Regions from separate parts of the Homo sapiens genome. Here region 1 is linked to region 2. The links are chromatin loops, found by intact Hi-C in ENCODE. Cell type or tissue: uterus. All regions are shown on one strand. Links, peaks and the distances in the headings refer to the core of each region. The heading gives the core; the rest is flanking DNA.

Region 1 (15,758 bases), core at 3,167-11,166, 67 kb before region 2:
CCACAAAGCGGAAAGTTCACACTTGGATAATAGAGAGTTGACTGTACTGGAAACAGAAAAGTGGCTGTCCTACATTCTGGGCAAGGAAGGTGGAAACCCAGTAAATTGCAGTGATTCATTCCTTTGTCTTCTAGAGCTGGAAAATCATGGAGAAAAATCAGAAGTGGGGTGGGGAGCAGAGGGAATGAGAATGGAAAGCCCAATTAGAAAACAGCAATAGGGACCACAGGACAGGTTTTAAAAGGCCAGGAGGACTTCCCTTCCTCTTAGCTGCAGAGGAAGCTGATGGCAGCTTTGTCAGCCATCTTCAGGCACTGCACAACATGAAGGTCCACTCAATGGCTGGCCTGCCGCTCCATCTCCTCCATCTCATCCAACAAGAGGTAATGGACTCAGGAAGCCAGTGGATAATGACTTTCTACGAGATGCATGAAGGAGTAGCAAGCTAAGGGGGCAGAAACTCCTTCCTTACAGCACTTTAAGAACTAGAGTGTTAGGATACTTGGGACAGTCCTGGCTAGAAGCAGGTTTCAGAGGATAATTTCTGGACAGCTCTGACTTCTTGATCCCCAGAAATAACAGGTAGGAAGAAGTGGCCTATTACCTGGCAAACAGCTGAGGGTACTGATGTGATATGTATCTTTGGGATGCTAAGAGCCACACAGAAGGCAAATGGTACTAGGCGTGGGTAAACACTTCATGGGTAAGCAACTCCTACTCTCTAAATAAAATGGAGAAAACAAGTTGGGTGCAGTGGCTCACATGCCTGTAATCCCAGCACTTTGGGAGGCCGACGCAGGTGGATCACCTGAGCTCAGGAGTTCGAGACCAGCCTGGGCAATCTGTTGAAACTCCTTCTCCACCAAAAAACCCCACAAAAATTAGCCAGGCATAGTGGCGTGTGCCTGTAGTCCCAGCTGCTCAGGGGACTGAGGCGGAGGGATCACTTCAGCCCCAGGAGGTCAAGGCTACAGTGAGCCGTGGTAGCGCCACTGCACTCTAACCTGGGTGACAGAGCATGACCCTGTCTAAAAAAAGGGAGAATAGACTAACAGACTAAAAATGAGAGGCTCCCAATAACTTTACCGGCATTTCAGACACAAGATAATTTCTCCATCAATATCCCTATCCAAAGCTATTAATGTTGAGACAATAATTGAGATACACACATCCACACATTGGGAAATCCACCGCTGGCTCCTTCACCAAAAGGTTTCTTACAGGAGCTTTCACTGTGTGGCCTGGGCATATTTCCTGAGCCCCATTCTCTGCCACTTGTGCCTTACACTTTAGGTTCCAGAGGGCTAACTTCCTTATGGTTCTGCAAACCTACAGTGCCGTTTCATATTGCTGTGTCTCTGCCTATGCCGTTACCTAAGCCTGGAATTCCCCTACCTGTGTTGGCCACTTGGCAAAATTCTGGCTCACTCTTGATGGCCAGTTTGATGTCAGCCCTCTCTCACCCCTCTTCTGGCGTAATGCTGTACCTACTACAGACATTTGTTATAATACTTAATATACCAGATGAAAATTATTTATACACGTCTTTCTCACTTCCTGGAAGTCCCTGGAGCCAGGACTAGCTCTTTTATATTTTTGTATCCCTATATCTCCTAACACAAAGGCTAGCAGGTAGCCTGTGCTCAACAATGCTTTGTTGAATTAAACTGATTTGAGAGCCTCACACAGCCCATTACTTGACTTGCCACAGAAGGTAAGAGCCCAACAAAAGTGACCAAAAGCACACTTTTTGAAAAATAAAAAAGAGAGGCTTCTACTTTAGACAGCCAATATACTTTTTTCTTTTTTTTTCAACTTGTTTGTTTCTCAAACTCTAAGCATCAGAAATTTATTTATTTTTGAAACAAGGTCTCACTCTGTCACCCAGTCTGGAGTGCAGTGGTGCAATCACAGCTCACTAGAGCCTTAAACTCCTGGGCCCAAACCATCCTCCTGCCTTAGCCTCCCAAGTAGTTGGGACTACAGGCATGCACCACCATACCTGGCTAATTTTTGTTGTTGTCGTTGTTTTGTAGAGATGGGGTCTCGTTATGTTGTCCAGGCTGTTCTTGAACTCCTGGGCTCAAGCAATCCTTCTGCCCTAGCCTCCCAAAGTGCTGGGATTACAGACATGAACCACCACACCCGGCCAATAAACTGACTCTTAATTAAATGCGTGTACTATGGCAGGAAAGGTAGTAACACTAACACATGCGCCTCTTCTGGAGCTACTCTGGTGGAACTTACAGAGGACCTACGGAGGGCCTTTGCAGTTAACACTATCCTACCACCACCAGAGTCCTGCAACACAGATTTTGAACATGGCATTACAGAGAGGACTCCCTGTATATTACATGAGAAATTCCTTTTACTCCTTCATCTTTCACACAGTAAATGTTCTAAGTTCCAGGATAAACTAACAATGGCAAGGATGAAAAATATGTTTCTATTCTTTTTTGCCTTGCTTATTCAAGCTACCTTACTACCCACCTAAGAAAGGCAACTTCCATCCCCTCTTGCTATTCACACCCTATCTGTCCCTCAGTGCCTGCTCAAGCCTACAGCAATCTCTAATCTCTGAGTTGCCACGGCACCTAAGAGTCTGTACCACATGATTTAGTCAATTACTGCCTTTCATTGTTATAATATCTAACACAGGACTGGGCACGCAGCAGGTTTCAACAAAAACAAGCTGATTGGTGGGCAGACAAAAAGCCATATTACATGCCCCTCAGTCACTTAGCAGTTTTAGAAAAATTGTCAAGAAAATATTTTTCTTTCTTTACCACAACCCAAAGTTCTAAAAGGATAAATACTCCAATAAGTTTAGAAAACTCATGCCAATGACTTTTAAAACTCCCCACAACTAGAAACAGCAATTCTCAAATGTATTCCTAACCCCTGATAACTCCTTGCTCATGTGGGATTTTAACATACCTCTTGGCCAGCCAGAGTTTGGCTTTGGTACAAACAGTGATGTCAGTCAGCTCGTGCTGGAAGTCTGAATTCGTTCCGTGTTTGGAGTCTGAGTAGGCTTGCAACAAATGAAAAACCTAAACCAAAAAAGAAAAAAAAATCCTGCTGTGAAAATATATTTTTCCTAAATGCTCAGTTCCTCCCTTTTAAGTTTCCTTAAAATGTTCCCCTCAAAGAAAACAGACACCTGCAGAATGTAGCTCTGGTCTCTTTGCAGAAAGGCATGTTGGTTTTGGAGGATGTAGCAGTGCCGAGAAACCCAAGTCCTTAATCCATACTTTGCTATGGGTTTCTCACACAATCCCCAAAACTGATGACTGTGGCCCAACAATCATCTGCCACAAGAGTTTATTAGTTACAAACAACCTATACACTGATTTCAGCAAAGAAATGCAAACATCTTTATGTTAGCTGTCGCACATGAAAATAAAATGTGCCTTTTAAAGTCAAAGTCTTAAATTTAAAGAAAAATACATTGTTTGAGAGTCTAAACTGGTTTACATGTCTGAGTTCATTAGAACAGTCGTGGCTAAAGAAGTAGGTCAAACTAATTCTTGCCTTAGCAAATACTGGGCAGTGATGTTTGTAACTATTTAGGGTTTTTTTTGTTTTTTTTTTTTAGCAGATCTTCCCTTCGATGTCAGGAGTGAATGCAGCAATGCAGACGTGCCCCACTTATACAAGGATACTCGTGTATATGCATGTATGCACGTATGTATGTACTGGATTCAGCAATGACATCCGCAAAGCCTCTGTGAGGAGTACAAATCTATAGCAGACAAAGAATAAGGACAAGGGCATAAATGAGATCTTTTGACCTTGGCTAGTGCCAAGGAGAGAAATGCAAGTCAAGAGAAATCCTTCAGTCTCCAGCCTCCTTATCTAAATCAAGAGGAAGAGGTGGGTGTGGCAAAGTAAGCATAGATAAACACACTAAGAACTCTGAAAGTCTATTTTAATAACATCTGTTTTCTTTCCCTATTATATCCTTCTCTAGAGCTGTGAATGATTCTTTCTGTGTAACCAGATTCAACGTTTTCCTCTCTTTCTCTCCTATCAACAATGGGCTGACAATAGTGAAATAATTGAGAGTTAGATACGGAAGGGGGTAATGAGAAACAGAAAAGGCCAGATAAAATCAATCCAGAGTCATCAGACCCTAAATGGGTAGACTGGCAGGTTTTACTGGGTCAGACGTCTGCAATCACCAACAACAAATACATGCCAAGCACCTTCTGTTTAGAGAATCAAAATAAATTTCTTCTAAACAGAAGTAACTGTACAGGAGAGTGCACACAAGTCCCAATGTGGAGACTGAAAATGCTTTGTCTAATAATGGATCTGTTATTTCAGAAGCAACAGATCAAATGTCATGCCTTCACCACACCCCCGCAGGGACCCAAACCACCCGACGTGGAGTCTGGAGCAATGGGTCTGGCTGGAGCTTCTGTTCTTATGTGGTGACTGCCAGAGGGAAAAAATACCTTCCTCAGCCTGAATCCCCACTGTCCTGAAAGAGCTGGCAAAGTCACTGGGCTTTGCTTTACTTTTCTCTACAGCTGCACAAAACCAACCACCAGGGCTTTTCATGGTGTCACAGGATCGCAATTAATCAGCAGACACCAGCAAAATGCATGACTTCGGAATTTACTTGTAAAGAAACCTGTGAGATTTTCAAATGCTTCTCATTTAGAAGCAATCACTTCAAAAATAACTCCTGATGGATGTTTAAACTTAGTCCTATATTTGCTCACCTTACTTGGCAAAAACAAGACTGTTTTTGAAACGCTTGGTAGCTCTGGTTTATGAAAATCAGCCTACAATTCTGTCACATTGGGTACAAACCAGACAATTGTGACCCTGGTTATTCACCAGGAATGGAGAGCGATCTATTTACACGAGACAAATGGAGAGCCAGGTACGCTGAAAAGAACTGTGGCGGAAATAAGCATGTCAAAGGGCCAGGGTCAGAGAAGTCATGGAAAAAAATGGGGCAGGGAAGGAGAGGGAGAAGAGAAGACAGGGGAAAGAGAAAGGAAAGAAAGTTTTATAAGCAATTGTATGAAACAGGTTAGTGTTTTTGAGATATTTTTCTTTAAGAAAATAAAAATATTTGAATACACAACTAACCTCATAGACATTTAGTGTGTTGGGTTCAAGAAAAATGAGACCATCCTTTGGCATGAGGTCCAGGTATAAGGCCAGGCCCTTTGAAACTAAGATTTGATCAAGGTCAGACTCAGGAGCTCCGGCAGCTCCCAAGAAGGGCAATTTGTCCACCAGCTCTTAAAGGATGGCAAGTAGCAAGGCAACTCTTTCTTCCTCACTTTCCTAAAGTTCTGGTCCCAAAGAATTCTGAGGCTAAGAAAGCAGTCAGACCCAGGCCTGTACTGAACCAAGCACAGAGAAACCAAAGCTGCCAGAACCAAGGAGGATGATTAACTGCCAACACACATGAGAACTCAGAAGTTCAGTGTCATTTTATGTGTCCTAAATTGGCAAACATTGTCAACAAATATTTATTAAACAACTCTTATTACCAGGCACTGTCCAAGGGGCTGCAGCAGAGACCAGATAGTTCCTTGCTTTCCTGTAGCTTACATTCTAGTCATGGAGACATGAAAAATCAATAGCTTTCCTGACTCTGCCTGGTCATGATTTACAACCTGCATGGCAGCATCGTCATCACTTTTGTTTGTATGCTTGACCTCCCCCTCCAACAAGTCTGATGCACTGTAGGAATTCAACAAGCATTTGCCAAATAAAAACGATGTTGGTGTTTGGTGCTTCTTCCTATATTCACTCCTTTAGGACACATTCCCTTGGGTTTTGTGAGCTATCGTAGTGCCGACTTCTGTGTCTGGAGTGGAACGGAGAGCTGAATCACGCCGTACTCCTCATCCCAGTGGATGCCTCATCTGATGGTGGAGGCAGGAAGGCTAGATTAGTGCTAAGAATCCAGCCTCATGGGAAAGTGGAAGAGCATGGATTTTGAAGCCGGGCAGAGATAGGTGTAAACCAGTTATCAGTTTTGCGGCTTTGGGCAACTTAACCTCTGTTTCTCCATGGTAAATGGCGTATAATAATATCTAACTTGTAGGACTGTAGAGAGATTTAAAAGAATATATATACTACTAGGCACGCACTAGGGAAGTGATAACAATGTTGATTCTTTTCCATGTTCTGTCTGCTCCCTCTCTTCCAGCCCCATTCCAAAAATAAACAGTCAGAGAAGACTTTGCAGAAAGAGTGATATGCATACGTGGCCTTAAAAACAGTCTTGCCAGAATCGAGGGAAGGGTATGCAAGCAGTGAAAACAATTAAAACACATTTTAAGGGTATTAAAATATTGGTAATGCCAACAAAAAGAGTGAATCTTAAACTATGGACTTTAGTTAATAATAATGTGTAAATACTGCTTCATTAATTGTAACAAATGCACCACATAAATACAAGATATTCATAGTAGGAGAAAATTGGGGGAAAGAGGTGGGGAGGAGAAAAATATTTGGGAACTTTCTGTATTACCAGTTCAATTTTTCCCTAAATCTAATGGTTCTAAAAATAGTCTCTTAATTTTTAAAAATATTGGTACTACTCAGGGGACAACAAGTGGTCCTGTGTGCGCAGAGAACAGCCAGGGTGTGCACAGGGTGGTGGCAGACACAGCTGGAGAAAGGAGTCGGGTCTAGTCAGACAAAGACCTTAAAGGCAATGTCATGGAATGTGTACTTTATTCTGCAGACGGCAAAGATTTCTTCAGAGAGTGCTGTTGGGTGATGAGATCTGTAACTTGGAGAAAAAAGCCAGGGGCAGTGTGGAGGTCATAGCAGAAGGGGTGGAATGCCCAGGACTACTGTAGTAGTCTAGACAAGAGGAGGGGAGGGTTGAAACCAGCGGCTCAAAACCAATAGCCTTTGGGCCAAAAGTGGCTGCAGATGTTTTATTTAGCCCATACAGTACTTTTAAATCAACCTTTATGAATTGGGATATTTCACATTAAAGTCATCCTGATTTCCATTTTGAAAAATTAGATCTGGCTATAGCGGCCCACCTTCCTGTAGGGCAAACAGTCACCTGGCCGGAGCTGAGCAGCAGGAGCTGGCCCCGGAGATGAGAACTGCACTCTCTAGACCACCGCTGTCACCACTATTACTATTGCCTGTTACTCTAGTCACTAAGACGGAGGGTCAATGCCATTTATCAAAGCTCTTAGGCTTTTTTGTTTGTTTGTTTTAAACTTTCGGAGAATCAAGAAAAAAATAAAATACTTACTGAACCCAAATCTCTACTAAAAGTTTGAAAACAAAGAATGGGCAGAGAGCCCCTGTGTTTATACTCATCCCCCTTTGGTTCACTTACCTGCCTGGCACGGGTAGGATTCTGATTTTGTGACATCTCCACCCCACCCCAATCTAAACTAAAACAGCAATGGAAGGAGAGGAAAGGATACATCTGAGAGAGCTTCTGCGGGCTGCAGAGGCAGGGCTTGGCAACTGCTTTAGACATGGAGTTAAGGCGCAGGAAAGAGCCTCTTAACTTGGGCAGCTGGTGAACAAGGGGCATCTTTCAAGATGGAGATTATAAGAGAATCTACAGCAGGCTTGGGAATGAGGGAGGGGAATTAATGAGTTTGGTTGGGAATATCCGTGTGATGACTGCTTTACTTAGGATAATTTATGTCGCAAAAAAGAATTCTTCAGGGACAAAAGGGAGCTCTATTAATAATCACACTGGGAAAAACAGAGGACAGATGCTTACCCCTAGCTGTAATAGGTCCCTTGGAGAAGGGTTAGAGGTGGACATAGGGGTCATCAGCACAAGAAACAGGAGAAAGCTTTGTTGCCCTAAGATGGTTATGACCCAATCAGAAAAAGACTGAAAGCACATTATGAAACAAACAAGTACAAGCCAACAGCATCATCCATGACTATCATAGGCATGGAACTGCCAAGAGATGGGACTGTCAGCCCTGCCCTGAGGAGGGGGTGGTCATGGAAGCAGCTGGGAGGAGCAGGGAATGCACTGCAGGAGGGTGTCAGTGAGTAGGCTGATTTCTTGCCCCTGAGATGCAAGCCTTAATGAAAGTTTGAGGGGAACTGAGAAGTCTGGAGAACCTGGAAGCAGTTACCCTCTGTCCCTCACCCCTCCACTCTAAACACAGAGAGACTCAGGGGAGCCCCAGGCATCTGTGCAAAGCATGGGGTCCATTTTGGCAGCTTTGAAATGCTCTTTGAATAAATGCCATGGGCCTAAAAAGAGACATGAGGCAGTTCCCTGAAAAAACTTGCACTGCACCAGTAAAATATGTCTAGTTTATGCTGCTGGACTAAAATAGCAACTTGTGTTAGACAAGATCAAGATGATATATGGTTGTTTGGGAATGCAACGCTGAGATGGGTTTTCCTCTTCACCAAGCATGGCTTCCAGGCAATTTTCCCCCTTATAAAATCAACAGCAGCTGAGCTCCAGAAACCAGCAGGATCCAGCAATAACAGGACAAGGTTAGACAGGCTATGAAAAAAGACAACTCTAATAAGAAAAGAGATGCTCATTTCAAAGGTCAGATATAAATGGGGGAAATGTATCGTAATCATTAAAAACCTCAAATTCTGAAGATTAAAAAACCTGTCCACTTTTGCAACTGTATTTTCTTAAAAGCAAATGCTATGTTTTTCCCTTGCTGCATGCAGACTGCAGGTGAATATTTTTGACCCTATCACCTTCAGCCAAGTATAAAATTTCTGTATCTGCCATTTTGCCTAGTTTTCTCCCTGCACTGCTTCAACCCCCAAAGCTAAGTCAGTGCCACATTTTCCTTAGTGTTTACACAGGATTTTATTTCGACTGGTAAAACATCTGTATTTTTTCAGGGACTTAAATAAATGATCTATGCTGGGAATGTACAGTATAGGGTGATGTCAGGCCCCCTTTTTTTCTCGACTCACTGGGTAGAACAGGCAAACATTGTTTCAGCCTGTAGTTGGGAATGTGAATATTTATCCTGTCGACTTAATTCATACAAACAGAACTGCAGGCAGGCAGGCAGAAGTATTTTATGGCTCTAGGTCAGATTGAAAGGGGGTAAAAGGGTAAAAGGGAGATGACTGAGGGAGGAATCTAAACTTTCTAATTCACAGAAACAAGCCCAATCACATCACTGCTGGGAAACAGATACAGCAAAAATTATTCAAAATGCAGATTGTGTTTGTATGTGAGTGGAGGGCAAGGTGGGAAGGCAAGAGAGAGAAAGGTCTCTAACAATACAGTATGTCATTTGCAGTCATTCCAGTGTGGGCTAGGATTTGTTTTCCGCTTCAGGCATATTAACTGAACCCCAACTAGGCCGTAGGCCTCTCAGGAGCACCCCTCTTGCCTCTGACTTCCACAATGCAGGGTGCCATGCTTACTGGGTATAAGTACCTACTTATATCATCTGTTCAGAGCTCAACATGTTGTTTTTTATTCACAGCCCAACTGGGCTAGAGCCGGAACCTTGGGATACCTGAATTCCTCAACCTGGTCATTCCCCAGAAGAAAGTGCTTGGTGGGCACTTGCTGTCCACATGAATCCACCAATCTGCTAGAGGGCCAGCCAGGAAGCATTTCATGTGGTTGCTTCCCTAAACTTCAACCTGTTTATTGGGTAAGAATACATCCTTAGGATGGTCTTGCTAAGTCCCCAAAACATGACACCTTACTGTGTTGTGTGTTGCTGCCAGGAAAAGGATGCTAAGTACAAAGTGTAATTACTTCCTAGCTGATTCTAGTTTGGGGAGAGAATCACAGGAAACAGGCCGTGAATATCTTTAAGGACTACAGTGTACAAAAACACAAAGCCTGCTGGGGACTGGAAATTCACTTTGGGCCTCAAATCCATCCCCTCCTTTCTATTAACACTCCCACTATTTTAGTTCAGGAGCAAGAAGACTTTGCACCCAGATGCTAAAAACAACTTAACTGCCTGGTCTCTGCCTCCAGCACTTATTTTACAAATGGCCAGCAAAGAAATATTCCTAAAGCCAAGCTCTGAGGACATCACTCTCAAGTTCAAAATCCATCAATGACTTTCAACCTCCTAAAGAATGTGCTGGCACTAAAGGCTCAATCTACCTTTCCAGATTTAATTTCTGTTTCCTCCACTTTACGAACCTATTCTGTGGCCACAAAGAACAATTTCCCATTCGTAACAACTTACAAATGCTTTCCTGGCCAGGACGTTCCATCATTTGTCTCCCCACCTTCTCCAACTCCACCTACTGAAATTCCATTAATAAAGTAAGGCCCAGCTTAAACGTCACCTTCCCCATAAAACTCTCCCCAGCTTTCCTCAACTACCCCCACTCCCACCCTAAAACTCACTGTTTTTCTCTTCAGTGCTCCAACATCTCCTTTAATTTGATGATTTTAAAAAACTGTTTAATCCCATCATCATGGTTATCAATCTATACTATCCTTTTCTAGAGTATAGAGCTCTTTATCTGGCAGGGAGAGGGGCTGAAAACAGAGGATTCATTGATTCGGAATTCTACCACGGTCTTGCTAGGGGTGGCAGAACAGAAGCTGCATTTGCAGCAGCAGCTGGGGTGCTAAAAGTCACCTCTGTAAACTCTGGTCACACCAAGGTGTTGGGGGAAATAGTATTGACAAGAGAGAAAGTATACATTTGTCTTGGATAATCTCTCACCTATTGTTCTAAATTCTATAAAGTAATTATGAGTTCCTTCACAGGGGAGACTTGTCAAGGGCCCCCAACAAGGGCCCCCAAGCTGTTCGTAAGGGCAAGGTTTGGACAGTGGTGTCAGATAGTCAACCTTAACCCAACATACAAATGAAGGCCTGCATATGAAGAATTTAAAATTAACTAAACACTAACATAATACCTGCTCTAACTAAAAAGCTTCTAATTTTAGAACACAGATACATTTCTGAAAATCTAGTTATAAAATTATTTGTAAAATAAATCTGTCTAAATTCTTTAGGAAGAGCTGTTTATATTTGATAATTTATCTTGCTTATATATCTGGATCTTCAACTACCGAGTTTTCTGAAAGAGAGAGTATCAAGATCAACAAGAAACTCTTAATGTAGTAAAACTTACTAATGAAAAATAATACATGGCGCAGTGGCTCATGCCTGTAATCCCAGCACTTTGGGAGGCCGAGGTAAGTGGATCACCTGATGTCAGGAGTTCGAGACCAGCCTGGCCAACATGGCGAAACCCCATCTCTACTAAAAATACAAAAATTAGCTGGGTGTGGTGGCTTGTGCCTGTAATCTCAGCTACTTGGGAGACTGAGGCAGGAGAATCACTTGAACCTGGGAGGTGGAGGTTGCGGTGAGCAGAGATCGCGCCACTGCACTCCAACCTGGGTGACAGAGTGAGACTAAAAAAAAAATAATAATAATAATAAAAAAATGCAGATGATTTGTTCAGTCAAGACAAAGTTAATTTTTTAAAATAAATTTTATTGTGTATATTTAAGGTATAGAACATGTTATGAGGAGAGGGAGAGGGGGAGAGAGAAAGAGAAAGAGAGAGAGAGGGTTACTATAGTGAAACAAATTAGCATACTCATTATTTCACATAGTAACTAGCATCCCTACCACCACCTTCCAGGGCAAGAGTGGGTTATTAACTATAGTCCTAATACTGTACTTAGATCTTTCAACTTGTTCATCCCGCGTAATTGCTACTTTGTATCCTTTGACCTACATCTGATTTCCTATCCTATACTCCAACCCTGGTAACCACTAACCATGAGTTTATTCTCCCGTTCTATATATTTGACTTTTATTATTTTTTTAAAGATTCCACATATAATTAAGATCATGCGACACTTTTCTGTGTCTGGCTTATTTCTCTCAGCAAAGTGTCCTCCTGGTCCATTCATGTAGCAAATGGCAAGATCTCCTCCTTTTTAAAGGCTGAATAATATTCTACTGCACATAATCTATCTATCTCAGTTTCTTTATTCATTCATCCATTTATGGATACCCAGGTTATTTCACTTTCTCTGGATACACACCCAGAAGCAGGATTTGCTGGGTCTTATGATGGTTCTATTTGTAATTTCTTTAGGAATCTTCACACTGTTTTCCATCATGGAGGCATCAATCTGCGTGCCCACTCACAGGATGCAAGGGTTCCCTTTTCTGCACACCCTCACCAACGCTTATCTCTTGTTTTTTGATAACAGCTATCCTAAGAGGAGTGAGGTGGCATCACATAATGGTTTTGATTTCATCTGAATGCAAATCAAATGATTAGTGATGTTGAGCACTATTTTATATACCTGTTGGACATTTTCATGTCATCTTTTTTGAGATATAAAAGAGATGGGTATTCAAGTTCGTTGCCCATTTTTAAATTGGGTTATATATTTTCCTGCTGAGTTGTATGAGTTACTCATAAATCTTAGATAATAACCCCTTATCTGATACATGGCTTGCAAATACTTTTTCCCAATCTGTAGGTTGCCTTTTTTCACATTTTATTTTATTTATTTATTGAGATGGAGTCTTGCTCTGTCGCCCATGCTGGAGTGTGGTGGCACAATCTTGGCTCACTGCAACCTCTGCCTCCCAGGTTCAAGTGATTCTACTGCCTCAGCCTCCCAAGTAGCTGGGACTACAGGCATGGGCCACCAAGCTCAGCTAATTTTTTTTTTTTTGAGATGTAGTCTCGCTCTGTTGCCCAGGCTGGAGTGCAGTGGTGCGTTCTTGGCTCACTGCAAGCTCCGCCTCCCAGGTTCACGCCATTCTCCTGCCTCAGCCTCCCGAGTAGCTAGGACTACAGGTGCCTGCCACCATGCCCGGCTAATTTTTTGTATTTTTAGTAGAGATGGGGTTTCACCGTGTTAGCCAGGCTGGTCTCAATCTCCTGACCTCGTGATCCGCCCGCCTCAGCCTACCAAAGTGCTGGGATTACAGGCGGGAGTGAGCCACTGCGCCCGGCCAATTTTTGTATTTTTAGTAGAGACAGGGTTTTGCCATGTTGACCAGGCTGGTCTTGAACTCCTGACCTCAAGTGATCCACCCGCCTTGGCCTCCCAAAGTGTTGGAATTACAGGCATGAGCCACCATGCCTGGCTACATTTTATTTTTTATGGGTATATGGTAGCTGTATATATTTATAGGGTACATAAGATATTTTGATATAGGCATACGATGTGTACTGACCATTTATCATTTCTCTGTTATGAACATTCCAATTATATTTTTAGTTATTTTTAAATGTACAATAAATTATTGTTGACTGTAGTTACCCTATTGTGCTATCACATACTAGATATTATTCATTCTATCTAATTAACTATATTTTTGTACCCATTAACTATCCCCCTTTCCTTTCCTCCCCAGCCTCTGATAACTATCATTTTACTCTCTATCTCCATGAGTTCAATTGTTTTAATTTTTGGCTCCTACAAATGAGTGAAAACATGAAATTTGTCTTTCTGTGCCTGGCTTATTTCACTTAACATGGAACCTCTAGTTCTATTTATATTTTTGCAAATGTCAGGATCTCATTCTTTTTTATGCCTGAACAGTACTGCATTGTGTATATGGACTACATTTTCTTTACCATTTGATATTGTTTGGCTGTGTCCCTACCCAAATCTCATCTTGTGGTTCCCATAAACCCATGTATTGAGGGAGGGACCCAGAGGGAGGTAATTGAATCATGGGGGTGGTTATCCTCATGCTGTTCTCATGATAGAGAGTGAGTTCTCACGAGACCTGATGGTTTTACAAGGGGTTTTTCCCCCTTTTCCTTGGCACTTCTCCTTGCTGCCACCACGAAAAGGATGTATTTGCTTCCTTTTCCGCCATGATTGTTAAGTTTCCTGAGGTCTCCTCAGCCATGCTGAACTGTGAGTCAGTTAAACCTCTTTCCTTTAAAATTACCCAGTCCTGGGTATGTCTTTATTAGCAGCTTGAGAACAAACTAATACACCATTCATCTGCTGATGGACACTTAGGCCTTAGGTTGATTCTAAATCTTGGATATTATGAACAGTGCTGTAATAAACAAGAGAGTGCAAATATCTCTTTGATATACTGATTTCCTTCCTTTTGAATATATACCTAGTAGTGGGATTGCTGGATCATATGGTATTCTAGTTTTGCTTTTTGAGGAACCTCCAAACTGTTCTCCACAGTGATTGTACTAATTTACATTCCCACCAACAGTGTACAAAGGTTCCCCTTTCTCCGTATCTTCGCCAGCACTCATTATTGCCGGTGTCTTGGTTAAAAATCATTTTAACAGAGGTAAGATAATTATAGGCTGCCTTTTCAACTTGTTTATTGTTTCCTTTGCTCGCAGAAGCTTTTTAGTTTGATATCATCCTTTTATCCATATTTGCTTTTGTAGACTGACCTTCTGGTGTGACAGCCAAGAAATCACTGCCAAGGCCAACGTCAAGGTTTCCCCTGTGTTTTCTTCTTAGAGTTTTGTATCTTAGGTCTTATGTTTACATCTTTTATCTATTTTGAGTTGACTTTTGTGTAAGGTATAAGGGTCCAATGTCATTCTTTTGCATGTGGAAATCCAGTTTTCCCAGCACCATTTACTGAAAAAACTATCCCTTTCCCACTGCAGACACAGTTAATTTTAATGCAATAAAGGAGAAGGGGAACTGATAGTGGCATAAATGAAACAAAATTAGCCATCGATTGATAATGTTTGAAGCTGAGTGATGGATACATGGGGATTCATTATATTATTTGTGTATATCTAAAAATTTCTATAATATAAAAATGTGAAAAAGATTTAGTGAGGGAGGAAGAATGGAAAGATAAAATAGCTTAGTGTATAGGACACAAAAATAACCAATATAGGAAGAGCTTATGATGTAGTGCAGAAAGTAAGATGTACATACTGAAATTTAAGACAGAAAACGGTTAAGGGCTATAAGAGAAATAGAGAACAGAAGGCCAAGAAATAAACTCATTAGAAATTCTGCACGTGGAAGCTAAGTAGATGATAAAGGTGACATTTGAACAGTAGTGAAAACATTGATTCATTCAATAAACAGTATTAAGACAATCAACCAGTCCTTTGGGAAATGATATAGTTGGATTCCTATCTAAAGCCTTAAACTAAGATAAATTCCAGACGGAGAAAAGAATCAAATGTAAAAAAGAAACTATAAAAATGCTAGAAGGGAATGAAATATGTTTCATATCATGTTTTATAATCAGCAGGTAAAAGTGTTTTTTAAAAGAATAAACAAAAAGCCATGAATAGGGGAAAATAAGATGTATAAATATGTCAACATAAAAACTGAAAACTTTTATATAGCAAAAACTACTATGAAGATTAAAAAGTAAAGGGAAACCAGGGGTAAAATATCTGCTAATTCCCCTAAGGAACAAAATTTGCAAATCAATAACAAAAATGAAAGTAACTGAATGAAATATGGCAGGAATTCTCAAACTTTCTCAATTCAAAGCACCTTTAGTACCTCACTAATTTTTTCAGGGTGCCCTAAGGCCAAAGGAAATAGCTAAGAGTTCCATTTATTAAGTAGTTAGGTCCAAACAATCCAATAAGTATTTATGCCTTAATAACTTAGTGGCTGTGTGAAAAAATAAACATAAGTTGAAAGAAAAAATATTTTCCTTTCATTCTTAAATAACCACAATTACTCACTAATGGGATGTATGTGCCTACTGGATACTTCATGGCTTCCCCAGCTTTGGACTCCACCACTCATTCTTGTTCCACATGGATTTTCTCAGGGCACTTGCTTTTTTATCACAGCAACTACCAAAT
Region 2 (15,758 bases), core at 4,235-12,234:
AATTTACCATCTTATTTTTTAAACCCTATTATATATAACCCTACTATATATAGATAGAAGGTTTAGAAAGGAATGCTTTTATTGACATTAAAAAACTTTTTTTTAGCTTTCAAATTTTCTAGAACCTATGATAGCTCTCTATTGTCACATTAAATACATATTCTTATTCTGGTATTCAAAGTACTCTAATTCTAGTCCAAGGTTGACTGCACAAATCATAGGTGCTGAGTAAATTTTTCTTTGACCAGTTTAATTTTTCAGGTGATTATCTCTGAAATGATATTAAAATCTTAGACAATCTAAACATCCTGTGAGTCAAGGGAATGCTCAACATACACCAATTCTATTAACTTCCCTTTTTGACAATAATCTGTTACATTTATAAAAGATTCTGATATCCACGCTAAAAAGAAGGAAGGAAAAAAGGAAGTGAAGGTAGGAATATTTACTGAGTGCCTGCTAGATGCCAGGTACTTTAAAATATTTTCTCTCATTTTTAGTACTTAGATAAACCCTTTAAAATAAAGTATATAATATTATATAAATATATGTGGGTTTTCACTCTAGATAGTCTATGGGAACATAAAAAGAATGATGGATTCCCAAATAAAATGTAACCACAACCAAATAAAATGTCCTGTGCCAATTTTTTTGTTGTGATAATGAATGAGGAAACCTTTGTAGGCAATTTATCCCACTAATTTCAATGGCTGGAATGCATATTTGCAGGTCTCATACATAAGGAATTGGTAGTCTAAATATGTTTCCTACTGCTCTAACTAGTGTTAAACAAAACAAAGCCTAAAGCTTTATTCAATATTATCTTTAAGGAAGGCAAATTAGTCACCAGGACTTTGAAGCAAGTCATCCACCAAGTTGCAGCCATCAACCAACAGTTTATGAAGAACCCCACAGCAGACTGCGACAGGTTCCACAAATGCTGTGGCAGTGTCCCCTGGTATCCTCTCTCAGTACTGATCACCTCAGGTCAAATCACTTACAGTCATTCAAAGTATAGTATTGATTTTGTGCTTGCCTCGGCAGCACATATACTAAAATTGGAACGATACTGAGAAGATTAGGTTGCCTCTGAGCAAAGTATAGTATTTATTTAAAGACAAGTTTGAACTGCCCAAGAATAAAAATCTTCAACATTACTAATGACAAGAAAAGACACATACATGTCAGCACATTGGCAGAATTTTCTTGGGTGTAGAAGAAATACACAGTCATCAGCTTTAAGTGACTTTTTTGGTGAAGTGAAACCTACTGTGAAGCAGAAGCACTTACATGGTTTCCTTCGAGTCTCTTACGCAAGGCTACTTTTAAGACATCCTCAAATTAAAATATGAGTATCTAACAATGTGGCCACAGCAAGTTACATAATGTCCTTTCACATCCTCATCTATAAAAGCTTATTAGAGTAAATGATCTCCAAAGTCCCCTTCAAAAACAAAATTCAATCATGGACATTTAAACATTCCAGGCAGATAGCTATCTTTTTTATTTTAAAATATCATTATGACCTCTCTTGTTCCATTGTTTAATCTCATAATATTGATGCTAATAATAAAAGTTTTATGTCTAACACTAACCATACTCAATCTTTCTATAGTTGGAGCCAATCTTCTCTAGTTTGAGCCTCTGTGGAGTTGGAGAACAAATGACCAGTGTTTTCTACACAGAGGAAAACCCTTCATTAACTCTACTGGAATCCCATCATGAAAGCACCCTTTACTCTTCTGAGGGCTACAACCACTCCAACTCCTTTCATCATGTAGAACCTCTTCTCTAGAATCTCATTAATTATTTTGCATCTACAGAGGGTTAAATGAATCTTCCCAGTGCCATCAGCTAAAACAATGATTGGTGCTACTGCTGTATGAAAGAAATTTGAGTATTTCTTTTAATTTGATTACTTTGCAGAGACTGCATTTTGTTTTTGCTGAAGCTAATTAATGCCCCTGAATGACCCTCCTCATGTTTCACAGAAACACTTCAAGCTAAAACCAGAAAGAATGAATTTTTAAAAATAATAAAGTACAAGGAAAGTTTTGAAAAATTCCAAAAAATTGCTTTTTTTTTTTGGCCTGGAAAAATGACACAAAAGAGCAACAGATATTGAGATATTAGCAACAGACTCATTCAAGGTATCTTTTCTCAAATGAAAATTGCAATTAGGTAAGTTGAGTCATATTTCAGCATGCCTACAGTATCCCAAATAGACTACTGCCAGTCAGTTTTTAAATACCCCTGAGAAAGTCTGACATCCTCCTTTGGTTATCCCAGTACCCATGTTTATACTGCCAGTCAAAAAAAATACTTCCTTATACAGTATAATTATACTTTTTCTTGCTGCAATTTAATTTTGTTTTTCTGGTTCTACATGCCAGGGAAAGAAATAAATCTATGTCTAAAAGACTTGTATCCAAAATATATTCAGAATAATAGGAAAACAAAAGCAGGCATGATGGCTTACACTTGTAATCCCAGCACTTTGGTAGACTGAGGCAGCAGGATTGCTTGGGGCCAGGAGTTCGAGACCAGCCTGGGCAAAATGAGACCCTGTCTCTACAAAAAATAAAAAAAATAGCCAGGCATGGTGGCATGTGCTTGTAGTCCTAGCTACTCAGGAGGCTGAGGTAGGAGGATTGCTTGAGCCTAGGAGGTTGAGGCTACAGTGAGCTGTGACTGTGCCACTGCACTCCAGCTAGGGTGTCAGATCAAGATCTCATCTCTTAAAAAAAAAAAAAAAATAAGAGAGAGAAGAAAAGAAAGCAAACAACCTAACAGAAAAATTGGGTCAAAGCTTCAAACAGACACTTCAGCAAAGAAGATATATGAATGCCAAATACATGTAAAGATGCCCAACATCCTTAGACGTTAGTAAAGTTTAAATTAAAACCCCAGTGAAATACTACTATATACTCACTAGAAAGGCTAAAGTTAAAAAGACTGAGCATACCAAGTGTTGGCTAGGATATGGAACAATTAGAATTCTCATACTCTACTAGTGGGAATGTATAATCACTCTGGAAGACAATTTGGCAGTTTCTTAACAAGTTAAATATATACTCACCACGCAGCTCACCTGTTCAATTCCTGTGTATTTACACTAGAGAAATGAAAGCCTAAGTCCAAAAGGAGACTCGTGCATGATTGTTCCTAGCAAGTTATTTGTTACTAGTTGATGGATACAACATAAATGTCGTTCAACAGCTAAGTACACAAACAAATTGCAGTATATCCATACAATCGAATACCATTTGGCAATAAAAAGAAACAAGCTACGGATATACCTAACAACATGGCTGAATCTCAAAATAATTATACTGAGTGAAAAAGCCAGACAAAATAGAATGCATCCTGTATGAGTCCGTTTACTTAAAATTCTAGGAAATGCAAATTAATCTGTATTGACAGAACATAAAACAATCATTGCCAGGGAGGTGGGGGAGGGGAGGTTGGGTAAGGATTACAAAGGATGATGGCTATGTTCCTTACCATGACAGTGATGATGGTTTTATGGGTATATAAAAATATCAAATTGTACACTTTAAACATGTGCAGTTTATTTTACATCAATTGTACCCCAATAAAGTTGTTTTTAAAAGAATAATCTTTCATATACATTAGAAAAGTTGTTATACATTCTGTCTTGCTTTCTTAGCCTCCAGCTCCATCTCCAAAACATCTCAAGTCTTCTCTTCCTCAGATTAAACAAGCCCAGCTATTTCCTTTAAACTTTTACAACCAGAATTAATGTTCCCTTGTGCTCTTTTAAAAAATCAAATCAATAAACACTTAAATCCTAACAATCACACAAGAATTAAAAAACAAAAAAATTTTTTTGGACAATGTTCTGAATCTTTCACATGTTCTAGACAGGCTCAGAGAAGTTAACTGACTTGCCCAGGCTCACAAAGGGAATGAATGTATGAGCTAGGATTCAAAGTCAAGTCTGTCTCACTGCAGAGCCTGTGCTAGTTGCAAAAATGAGTGTTCCCCATCTCTGATATTTTTACCACCATAGAAGTGAACAACAATAGCACATATTAAAAGAAATTCAATTTTATTCATTTTAAGGACACTTGACAGCTCCAATTATTCAACCAAGTGATGTCAAATTTGTTGGGCCAGCTTTAATAAACTCACCTGCTGTATTCAGCGGTATGATTTCGTAGTGGTTATTAAGGTAAAAGATTCCCCTCCCCCCAACTTGATTAGATTAAACCTGCTTTCTAATATTTTGAACAGCCTTTTAATTTGCTTATTCCATCATGAAAAGGTAATTGTCAACTCATACTAGTTTTAGTCACCCTAAATTCTGACAAACAGAAGCCAAATCAGTGGATTATTTTTCAATATATTCCAAATGAATGCACAATGGAGACTGCTGTGCAAAGTTAGAAGATGAAACAAAACTGATTACATACACCTATACCCTGCCACTAATTAAAAATATACTAGTGTTACAAGTATACAGTTTCAATGGTGGTGGTATCTTTGTTCAGAAGCACGGTACATTATTATACAGCTGAAGCCCTCTAGCATTTAATTAGGCTGCTAATTATGAGAAGAATCACATTGCCTTCAAGTCTTTCCCTGGATTGTGACCAAGACTTGGTATATTAATTTCATGGTGATTGTGTTTTAAGATGGGAAACATGTCAGTAAAGAATACTGGTCACATCTTTCAAAGTGTCCAGGTGATGAGATTTTAGCTGTGGCACAGTTTGAGACATTAATTAGAAGAAAATACTGCTAATTCCCACTGCCAATTTTGATGATCAGATGATATTTTATGTTGGATTTTAAACATGAGTAGCATTCAAAGTCTTCACAGGGGATACACACATGAATATAAAAAGAAGAAAATTAAGTGACATTCTTTATTTCCGTTTGAGTTCAATCAATTAACAAATTTAGCCTCAATTCAGTATCATCTTACTCCCCGGCTTTCTTCCTTGCCTATCAAAATAATACTACTAATAATAAAGTCGGTGCAAAATGTATGAGTCACTCTTCAGTCATGCCAAGTGCATAATCTTCAACCCAAGATTAAAAATAAAGTGCTATGTGTGAAATTCAATACTGTTTAACTTTTGGGTGCTAAAATCTAATAAATATAATATTTCAAAAGAAATTAAACAATCTGGATCACTTCTGTTCATTTTCATGATTTCATCAGCAGATTTCTATGGCTTTGACTACATTTGCTAGTGTTCAGAGCCTGGGTAAACTGGTGGAATTTGGCATCACTTAGTTTATAATCTGTATCACCAGTTCATACAAGTCACAGAAAAGTTCTCCACTCCCCTATATACTTCAAAGCATTTCATTTATTATTCAAATGGTTCTTCTGACAAAACCATTAGTCAAGAAGAAAGTAAAGAAATCTTATTTTTTAAAAGACACACCTTCCACACCAGACTGCTTTAACTAACCATGCTATTCTTGGCAAAGTCTTTATTTCCTAAAGAATACATTTAATTTCAACTTTTCTTACCTCTGAGAAGGTCAGGGCTTGTTTTTACTTGTTTTCACTCAAAGTGAGCTTTTATATATTTTAAGTTTACCTTAACTTCTTCCTAAATCCCTACATCTTCTAGCCTTTTCTAAAGAAAACACTAAATTTAAATATGTGCAAGTTATTGAAGTCATAATGAATGTCTCATAACTACCTTCAAATGATGATAGGCATGAGTGCATGAGTTCAATACACACAGGGAAAAAAGAGACATCTTTTGGTCAGAGTTCTGAGTTAAGGGCATTTGGGGTTAACGATAAAAAAAGCTTCATGATTTGAAATAGGGTTATTTTCTTTATTTCCCTCTCTCCCCTCTTCTCTCCTTTCTATCCTAAAAATTCATACTGTAGCTATGTCATAGGGCTATTTTCTTTATTTTCCCTTTCCTCCCTCCCTTCCTTCTTTCTATCCTAAAATTCATACTGTAGCTATGTTACCAGGTAACATGTTTGCAGGGTCTGAGAAGTTTCTTGGCTTGATGAGAAAAACACAACAGTCTAGTCCTAAAACCCCACCACCACCCCCGCCCCATCACCAGTGAGGCTAAGAGGGCTGGCTGAATCGTAAGTCAGCAGTCTGATTAGCAAAGATGGGTTGGGTTTTGGACAGAACCTAATACAGCAGCATAAGGTGAGATACAAATTTAATACGGTCAAGAAATATATGCTTGGCTACTTAATGGCTGCCAGATACCACAGATGAGGTTGCCTTACCTAATACTACATTTCTAGTTGTGGAACATATCAATATCACTATTTGATAATCAAAGCCTTAGGCACTACTATTTCAGCCATCAAGTGACCCATTGCCACTTCTTTTGGTTCATTTGTAGAAAGAGAGTGGCTATCATGGTTCAGAGTCAATCATTTTCAAGACAGAAAGGGCTCTTTTCCAATCCCAAACTTCCTAGTATGTTTGTATGATGGTGACAAAATGGTCTCTTCATCTTCTTCTGTTCATTAAGGTATTCGGTACTCACAGTCCCACAGTTCTTAAATGGATACATAATGCTTTATATGCAACAGCAATCCCATTCAAAATAATGCAGGCCATGCAGCCCACCCATATTGTACAGTTGGCCCTCAGAATCCTCAAAGGATTGGTTCTAGGACCCGTGAGATGCTCACGTCCCTTATGTAAAGTATGCACAGTATTTGCATATAACCTATGCATATCCTCTGGTACACCTTAAATAATCTCTAGAATACTTATAATATTTAATACAATGTAAATGTTATGTAAGTTGTTATGTTGTATTGTTTTTACATTTGCATTGTGTTTTATTGTTGTGTTTACTTTTTCTCCAAATGTTTTTGATCTACAGTTGGTTGAATCCATAAATGATTGGATGAGGTCCAACTGTATTTGCAACTGTGACTGAAGCACTGGAGCTGTCAGGAAGTAATATTTACTTTTGTTGTGGTAAAACACACATAACCTAAAATTTACCATTTTAACCATTTTTAAGTGTACAGTTCAGTGGCATCAAGTACATTTACCAAGAAGCTTTATTTTAGATTCAACTGGACTCTGGCCTTGATGCGTGGATATCTAGTCATTCATTGGTTGATACTCACGTCTTCACAGAGATACATGTCATTCTATTTCCAGGTAACCTCTTGGCTAGGTATTCGAAGTCAGAGTTCATCCAACATACTATGGTTTGTATGCTTGAGGTGAGGAATGAACCACCAAAATGAAGCATTTGTCTATTTCCTTCCAGATGAAAGATAGAAACTTTGATCTTCTCTTCCTTGCCATTAAACCTTTCAGAAAATAAGGAACCCACTATTCCTTGACCTTTGGGATTTTTACAAACTTCAGACTTCAGTTCAGAACACAGACTAGAAACTGTCCAAGAAAAACATGCCCCAAATGAACAGGATATAAACAAAACTGTAACTAGGTAATTAATGGTAGGGACTTGACTCCCCTCACTGCTTCTCTGATAACAATCTGGCACTTTATCAGCAGGGTCTTTTATCTGGAAGGATTCACTGTGTTCTGCTGCTTGGAACTATTCTGGGAGGGCACAAAGACAAGCTTTCATCTTAGAAAGGAAATGGAACTACATCTAGAAGGGGTAAGAAAGAGTTAAAGCTGTAAAAAGAACTCCAAGTCTTTCCCTGCCAGAAAGGAGAGGTGAATGGAAAACACGATGCCATGCTTCACTGAAAACATGAGAGCAAATTCTAATGGGAAAGAAATCACTGCAGTCTTCCAAAGGTGGCAACTTGCTTTCTCCCTTTGTTTCGAGTTCTACATTTTCTCCCCAACGTATTCTATTTATCTTCCTGTCAAAACCAAAGAAACGTAAACTAATTCATACTATGGCATAAATGACTACTAATAACTTTTAAGTAATTTATGTTTCATTGAGATGTCCATTTTAGAAGGGATCAAAACCATATACTAAAAGAATGAAAATCTACAAGGTTTAGCTCATAATGGAGGAGGCATCTGAGAAAATTAAGTGGGTAGAGGGCACTGCTTATGACCTGTCAAATCATTTAATATAGGTTTCAATTACCCTAGGGGTAAAGCTGGTCTGGGTCAGTGACTACAGTGGAGTCACATCTGGCCCTTCCAGTGGCATCATTCCTAGGGAAAAAGGGACTGTTAATGGGAGTATGTATTCATTAGTAGTAGTAGAACGTGCTCCCTTTATTCCCTCTCCAAGCATGGGCACTCCACTCAGATCTCATAACAATGTCGTGGACTGGTTATGGAAGAACTCAGGAAAAAACAGGGATTTAAATTCCTCATCCTACTTAGAACTCAGGAATATTTATCCAAGGTTGGGCCAGGGTGGGTGGCCAATTACAAAATCTAGAGCCTGGGGCTTCTGTGCCAGATCATGGATTGCCCAGCGACACTAGTTCTCTTCTGTCAGGCTGTGGAGCCCCCGAGGTTCATATCTAGGGCCCTCGTGACGCTTCACGGTGGGTCAGGCAAGGAGGAGGACACAAGGAAGCTGCTCTGCTGGCTAGCTTTCAACGGGGAATTCTATCAGGACATGGCATTCTAAAGCTGCTACTTTAGAGACATGTTCAACCACGCAGCAGAATGCAAATCTCTCTCTAGTCAAGCTTTTCTTAAGTCCAGTTTTCATTCTGGCTACAAATTAAATTCTGATGTCTTAAATCACACAGAAAAAAGGGTGGGGGGATAATAAATGATTGAATTATAATAATTATATGACCCTGAAGCTTAACTAGAAAAAATAATTCTATTTCTTAAGTTTCTCTTCAGTAGAATTATGCAGGTTATAATTAGTATTAAGTCAATTTTACTTTTCATTTTATCCAAACCAGAAAGAAGCTGAGCAAAAGGGATTCTCCTGGGAAAAAAATGAATAAACATTCAGGCAAGAAACAAACCAATGCTACCCACACATCACCCAAAAAGACAGATTATTGTCTGAAAATATTGTCTGTCCACTGCTTTGTAAATTCTTTTCTTGTCTGTGGTGACACATCTGTCAGTAACAATTCAACTTTTCCTGGGCTACCTGGATATATTTTTCCACAGTTTCTGCTAAAACAGATGCTTCTTTCCTGTATGATTTAATAACCAAAAGGGAGCAGGCTTATTTACACAGTAGCCTGTAGATTTCATACAAATATATATTTTGTTAATGCTCCGGACACTGTAGAAACTGAACAGAAAAATCTCATTAATGTTTCTTGGTTTTGTGATTATTCAGACTGAGGCCTACTACAGCCTACTGTAGGACTGAGAGTTTTCAACTAAAGTAGACAAAAATGTGGCATCTCTTGGGGGCTGGTGGTCAGGGCACAAATGTCCCAGATCAGGAATTTTCCCTAATGCAAAAACCCCAGGGGACACATCTCATCCTCCGTGTACCCTCCACACAGGTTTTGGCTGGTAACCTTTGGATAATTATGAAAAGAGGGCAGTAGGACTATGTACATAAAAGATATAAAATTGGCAAACCAAGGGCGGTGTGAACCCACTTCAGAGGCCTTGGAGTACAGATGATCAACTAACAACCAGATGCTATTGTTACTTATCCATTAAAGCAGTTTCCTGAAGTTATTATATGCAATCTTAAGTAACAAAACCTTCCTTTCATACTATTCAGTAATGTAAACGCTTCACAGATTTAGATTTCCTTTTTTTCCAAATCAGTTTACAATTACTGCATAAGAAAACATTGGCAATTTAAAAAAGTTTCAACACGAATTGATATCCTCATGGCTGTTTTCTTTTTTTTTTTTTTTTTTTTTTGAGACGGAGTGGCTGTTTTCTTTATAAGAGAGTAAAAAGAGAAACAATCAAGTTACTATATGTGAAAGTACACTCTAAACTTAAATTCTTATGTAAACATTTGCTATTATTGTTTTTTTTTTCTAGCAACCCTAAAGATTTTCAAAATTACGTAAAGCAGTGGAAACTTAAGATGACATACTAAAGACAGATAGAAAACATATTTTCTAAGAGTTTAAAAATTATGCATAAATAGCAGCCCACAAATAATCTCATTAAGATTTTAGGCTTCTTAGCCTCAAGCCACATTCTCTCTTTACTAAGACACTTATAACTGTGCAATGACCCATGATTTCCTATTATAATAAGGAAAATTTCCTTTGTAAGAAATTCTCAGTGTTTCTCAAGAATCTCAAAACTTCAGTTGAGCCAGTTTTATTTAGCAACCTGTCACAACCACTTAAGCTTTATTGCAAGTTTTTCTTCCTTTTCTCCTGATTTCAGATTAGAAAATGAGACTACTGCCAACGAAATGCCCAAGGGGGGAAATATCTCAAGAAAGCAAAGTAAGTCCAAATGTTTGTTAGGTAAAGCTGCAGGTTAATTTTGGCATGCTGAGAACTACCCTGTCATACTTCACAGACACAGCATCATAAACAGATGAGCAAAAGCAAGTATTACAGTGTTAAGAGCTAGAATAGCTAAAGCAGTCGCTAACAGCATGGGTTCTAGAGTCAGATTGTTTGGGTTCAAATTCACGCCTTATCACTACCAGTATGAGCTAGGTAGGACACATTTAGAAAGTTCCTACTGCCCAACATTCCCCCCCTCTGTGGAATGGGATAGTAACGACAATGACTTGATAGTGCTGTCATCATGATTAAATGAGTTAATATGTGTAAAGTCCTAAAATATTGCCTGGCTTATAGTAAACATTTGCTAATTATTATCATTTATCACTAATCAGGATGGAAAAAATAGGAGCAAAGAAGAGATAAGAAGCATCGTCAAAAAGGATACCTCATTATGCCAAAAACTGTATCTGTCTGATTCACCACTCTGTTTCTAGTGCCTGAAACATAATTGTTTTCAATAAATATCTGTTGAGTGAATGAATAAATGAATTTGCCCTGACTCCTTAGGGAGTCACTTTTTGAATGTGGGCATATTATGTCTACTCTCTCTGGGCCTTGGCTTTTCACCTCCAAAGAAAGGAACAAGCACCTGCTACTTGCTACCTCAAACTGATGATAATCAACGTAAGAAGCAAAGCAAATCATTTCAAGCTTACTGGAGCGCTTTCAGAAGTCAGTGATTTTTTAAACCAATGCTCCTTTGTTACTGGGTATGCATGAACACAGTCACTGACAGCGGGAGGAACCTCTGTGCCACCCTGAGTCCTGATTCTGATATGTTTCCCTTAAAGAAGTTCCCTGACTGCAGCTAGCCAGGTAGAGCAAGATGTCAGACATTGTACTAGGCCCTAAAAGAAGGCTGTTCAAACTTCAGTGTGCAGAGGTAATTGAAATTCTCAACTTTTGGATGTGTGTGAGACATGCAGAAGAAGCTGTCCAATAGAAAGTTGAACTTGTGATTCTATATGAGTTCTAGATCTAGGACCAGGTAAGTGTAGGTGAGTGATAACCCCAGAGAGAGCATGCAAAGTGAAAAAGAAAAGGTTTGAGGGCAGGACAAACAGGTATACCAATGTTTGAGAGGCAGCGGGAGGAAGGGGGCCCTCCAAGGAGAGATAGAAATAACGGCCAGAGAAGCCACAGAAGAAAGAACTCAAGAAGAAAGGAGTCTGCAATAGCATCAAACACCAGAGAAAAAGCAGAAATGAGAAGGAATGAAAAGCACCCAGTGGCTTTTTTAATAAGGAGGTCACTCCTATTTGTTGGTGCAGTTTAGTGAGGCAGTGGAAGAAGCGGCCAGGCTGCAGTGGGTTAAGAAGGGGAAAAATGGAGACTAAACACAGACCACCTTTTCCTAGAGCCTGGCTATAAAACAAAGGAGAGGACTGTGGGTGGAGTGGGTTTCTCCATGGACAGAACCCACACCTGATGGCCTCCACATCTTCTCTTGCAAATGAGAGGTGATGAGAGTAGGGGTGTTGGGTTGGGCAAGGGCACAAAGTAGGCCCTCAGTAAATACACTTAATGGAAGGATGAACTGGTGATGAAGAGTGATCACAATATAAAGAGACAGAGAAGAATAAATGGTGAAGAAGAGAATGTCTATAACTGGTTGGAAGGGAGGCAAGATGAGCAGTCAAGAGTCACAATGTTCAAAGTGAGTGAGGAAGGAAAAAGTAAAAGGACGTGAGGGTGAAGGTATCCTGAGCAGCTGATGTAACATGTGTAGCTTGTTTTTACTAGAAGATTAGAAATAGACGGTGGGGGCCAAGGCCCAGAGGGAAAGGGAAAACCCATTCCAGTCAGAGAAAGCTAACCGAAACACACTATGTCATTATTTTTCCTTGTCCTCATTTGAAGCCTTCTATAATTTATCTTTACCTTCTTATTCTATTTCCCAATTCTTATTTTCTTCTGGAAGAAAAAAACACATTTTTGATCTAAAATGTTCTCTACTGTGTAGGATGACTGCCTATCAGTCAGCATTTGGGGCTTGGTAATGTGAAATCCTTCAATTCAGCATTAAAAATGCCTGCAGAGCACCTTTGCTACAATTTTTGAGAAACAATTTAAGAACAAGGAAATAAAAGTTCTGTATGGAAAAACACTGTTAAGATACTTTAAAATGTTAAGTATTACTAAATTTAAATTTTTTTTCCCACTACAATTCATTACTTCCACAAGACTTAAATGCAACACTCAGGACAAATACTGTTCTTTATTAAAGTTACCAAAGGTGCACCATCAATGGTTTCTCCTGTTAAATAGCAAACCATTTATTTTGTGAATTTCCTGGGTCGCCCTTGGTTCAAGTGGAAGCAAAGCTCTTTATGATGCCTTCCAAGTTATGAATCATAAAACTCTCCATCACAATCTTCCCCTTGTTGGATCCCCCTGACTTTTCACTCCTCTCACATGACTTGTTAATCACCATGGGTGATTTCTAAAAGTCCCTGAGATGGCAGACTGAACTCCCACATTTCTTCCTGCCTTGCTATTTGGGAAAGCCTCCCGGACTTCTCCAACCCACTGATGCTCTTCCCCTTCTTTGTAGGCCTCAGTCCTTAGTGTATATGTCATATAATTAAGTGGTTAATATACACGGTATCAGGTTCACAAGCATGTATTTTACCTTATTAGCTAGACGGTAAGTTCTTTAAGCATAAAGACATTTTTCTTTACTTTGCATCTTACCCAAGACCTAACACTAGCTAGGTACACAATGAATGTTTAACAAATACTTGGTTACTCAATTAACTGATTAGATTCTAACTTCTAGTATGAATGGCAGCAATAGGCCATAGATTATCATCATTGTCAGAAATTTCACCTAAGAATGGGACTGTGTGCAGATCAAATCACTTGTTCTAACATGACCTAAACTGGCCTGTTGGGATAACAGATAACACTGAAGAAAAGCTGGTCCCTACAAGTTCTGTTTTTCTAGTTTGCTTTGTCAATGCATTCCATAAGAGGTGAACTCCTCATTCCTTCTGCTCAAAAACATATTTAGAAAATGGTCTTAAAGAGATCTGGCACCAGAAATGAAGTTGGCCAGGCCCCTATCTAGGAACTAACAGATAAAAATTGGTGACAGATAACAAGGTATCTTTTTATGCCAGAACTATTTGCAAAAAAAGACACATAATGCAAAACATAATTTCATACTACATGCTGAACCTCAGCTACCCTGGGTAGAATTCAGAAATTCAGAGGGCCATGAGTACAGCCCTCCAAATAAAGTGCTAGGCACAGTAAAAAGGAGGCAGAGTAAGTAGCTGCCCAAACAATGTGATTTCCCCAGCAATAGGAAACAACCTTCCAATCTCTGCTTCTAGATCCTCCCTATATAAGGCCTAAAACACCACCATTAGAGTTTTACTGCTTTATTTCAAAATGTATGTATCTGTAATATACAAATACCCCATGGAAGATAACACTGGGGGCATTTACATGTTTTGCAAGTTTGGCCTATAAGCAAAGAAGAAAACTGAGCAGCACTGAACACCTGTGCCTCAACAATCTGGTCCCAAGCCTGACCTGGTATCAGACAGTCACATAGTGAAACCAAGGGGCCAGGGTTTCCACAGAATTATGGGATAGCAGAACCCTTTTTTCACCCAACAACTGTTAGCAGATTAGGATGGCTGGGCAGCGGGGGAAGGGTGGGGGCATACTCCTTTCCTATAATTCCCTTCTCTGAACCTCATGGAATTTAGTAGTAACCACAGACCAGGTAGAGTGCTGGCCAGGGCAGGAAGTTCTATGTCAACAGTACTGGCAAAGCCCTATTTCTCAGGTGTTTCTACTTGTAATGAGCAAGGCTTGGAGACCCCTGTACTCTCTCTCCAGGCAACTCTGTTCAAGATACTTTGGGAAATTGGGACAATAAAGAGTTATCTACTATAACCACTCTTTAGAAAAGCATCTCTGACTTCTCAAAGACTCAGATGTTCTTTTGCTTGTCAGAAAATGTGGCTTAAGCCAACATCTGGAATGGAGAAAAATACAGGAACCACAAAAAAAGGTAATTAAATTAATAAAGAATGCTTTTCAGACATAACATCTCATAGGCCAAAAATATGTTTTCAGAACTATCCAGAACACAGTTACAGAAGTTACTTAAATGCTAAATTTTAGTAGATTAATTCCTGGAGGGTGCCATTTAAGAGCAAACCACTGTGACTTTTTGGGCCATGCCAAGAATGGCATCCCAACTTCTTTTCTTTGAGAGATCGAAGGACCCATAAACAAAAATGTACAAATATTGTCACAGGATTAGAGGCAGGTTGATCATTTCATTCACTGAACATTCAGAATCCACAGCTGAGTTGTTCACCTATTCTGAAATAAGGCATGCCAAACAGATACCTTGATGATATCCAGTCCAACCTCAGGTGCGCTGCAGATATATGCTCAACATGTGATCAGTTTTCCTTGAAAACTTAACACTTTTGCTGATGGGCAAACTCAGTATTATGGAAATATGTTCTTTTCCTTGATAGAGAATACTAATTTTCACAAAATTCTTCTTTAAATTAAAAGCTGAAATCTATCTTCCATTTTCCCATTGGGAGCAAAAAAGAGAAATTATGCGCCTTCTACCATATGGCAGTCTCTCAAGTATATAAAGACCATTATCATGTTGCCACTAAGTCTTCTCCAGTCTAACTGTTTCCAGATGTTTGGTTTCCTCCTCATCTTGGTCACCTCCCCTCGACAGATACTAGTTCTTCAGTGACCTTCCTAAAATGGGGAGCCCAGAACAGAATAATAAGGAGAATAATGTGGGTTTAGGCTAACCAACAGAGTTCAGGGGGACTACAGCCTCCACTATCTGGAAGCAGCAACAGTGTCATGCTGCTTTCTCATGGTTCACCAGGATATCTCATTCACCAAGATATTTTTTCCCCCACAAAAACTGCTATGAAGCCAGATAGCCCTCATTTTGTATGTATATAATTTTGACTTTTCTTTAAAAAATCAGAATGATATATATCTCTATTAAATGTTATCTTGATAGTCTCATCCCATCAATCCAGTCTTTCAAGGCTTTTTTGGGGGACAGGGTCTCGCTCTGTCACCTAGGCTGCAGTGCAGTGGCCCAATCACAGCTCACTTGAGCTGCCTTGACCTCCTGGGCTCAAGCAATCCTCCCACCGCAGCCTCCCAAGTAGCTGGGACTACAGGCGCAAATCACCAAGTCTGGCTAATTTTTAAAATTTTTTGTAGAGACAGGTTCTCCTTATGTTGCCCAGGCTGGTCCAGGCTATTTCGAATCTTACTTTTAAATGATGAACTGCATCAGACATACAAAATGATGACAACAACGAAAAGAATCTAGAGAATAGGATGACATTCAA

What was found. Peaks named below come from ENCODE experiments on the same cell type or tissue, not always from the same donor. Only the 100,000 strongest peaks of a DNase experiment are listed, where the experiment ranks them.
Region 1: it touches region 2 in a loop (2.5-fold over the local background); 6 of 110 quality-filtered maps call a loop at or near these places.

The regions. Positions count from the first base shown.
Region 1 is chr2:43,341,185-43,356,942 of GRCh38, forward strand. It overlaps THADA (THADA armadillo repeat containing), which reads right to left. Exons shown (of 38, transcript NM_022065.5): 30 at 2,938-3,053. Among named protein-coding and RNA genes, the nearest start is that of LINC01126, 120 kb to the left of the region's middle. In uterus, for the core only: a CTCF peak has its summit at 4,568; DNase peaks (open chromatin) are centred at 4,414, 7,967 and 8,374; H3K27ac peaks cover 7,715 bases.
Region 2 is chr2:43,407,279-43,423,036 of GRCh38, forward strand. The region is part of intron 28 of THADA (THADA armadillo repeat containing); the gene reads right to left. It also overlaps the pseudogene RNU6-958P. Among named protein-coding and RNA genes, the nearest start is that of THADA, 180 kb to the right of the region's middle. RefSeq lists an enhancer at 995-1,174. In uterus, for the core only: no CTCF peak of the experiment used is centred there; a DNase peak (open chromatin) is centred at 8,490; H3K27ac peaks cover 7,145 bases.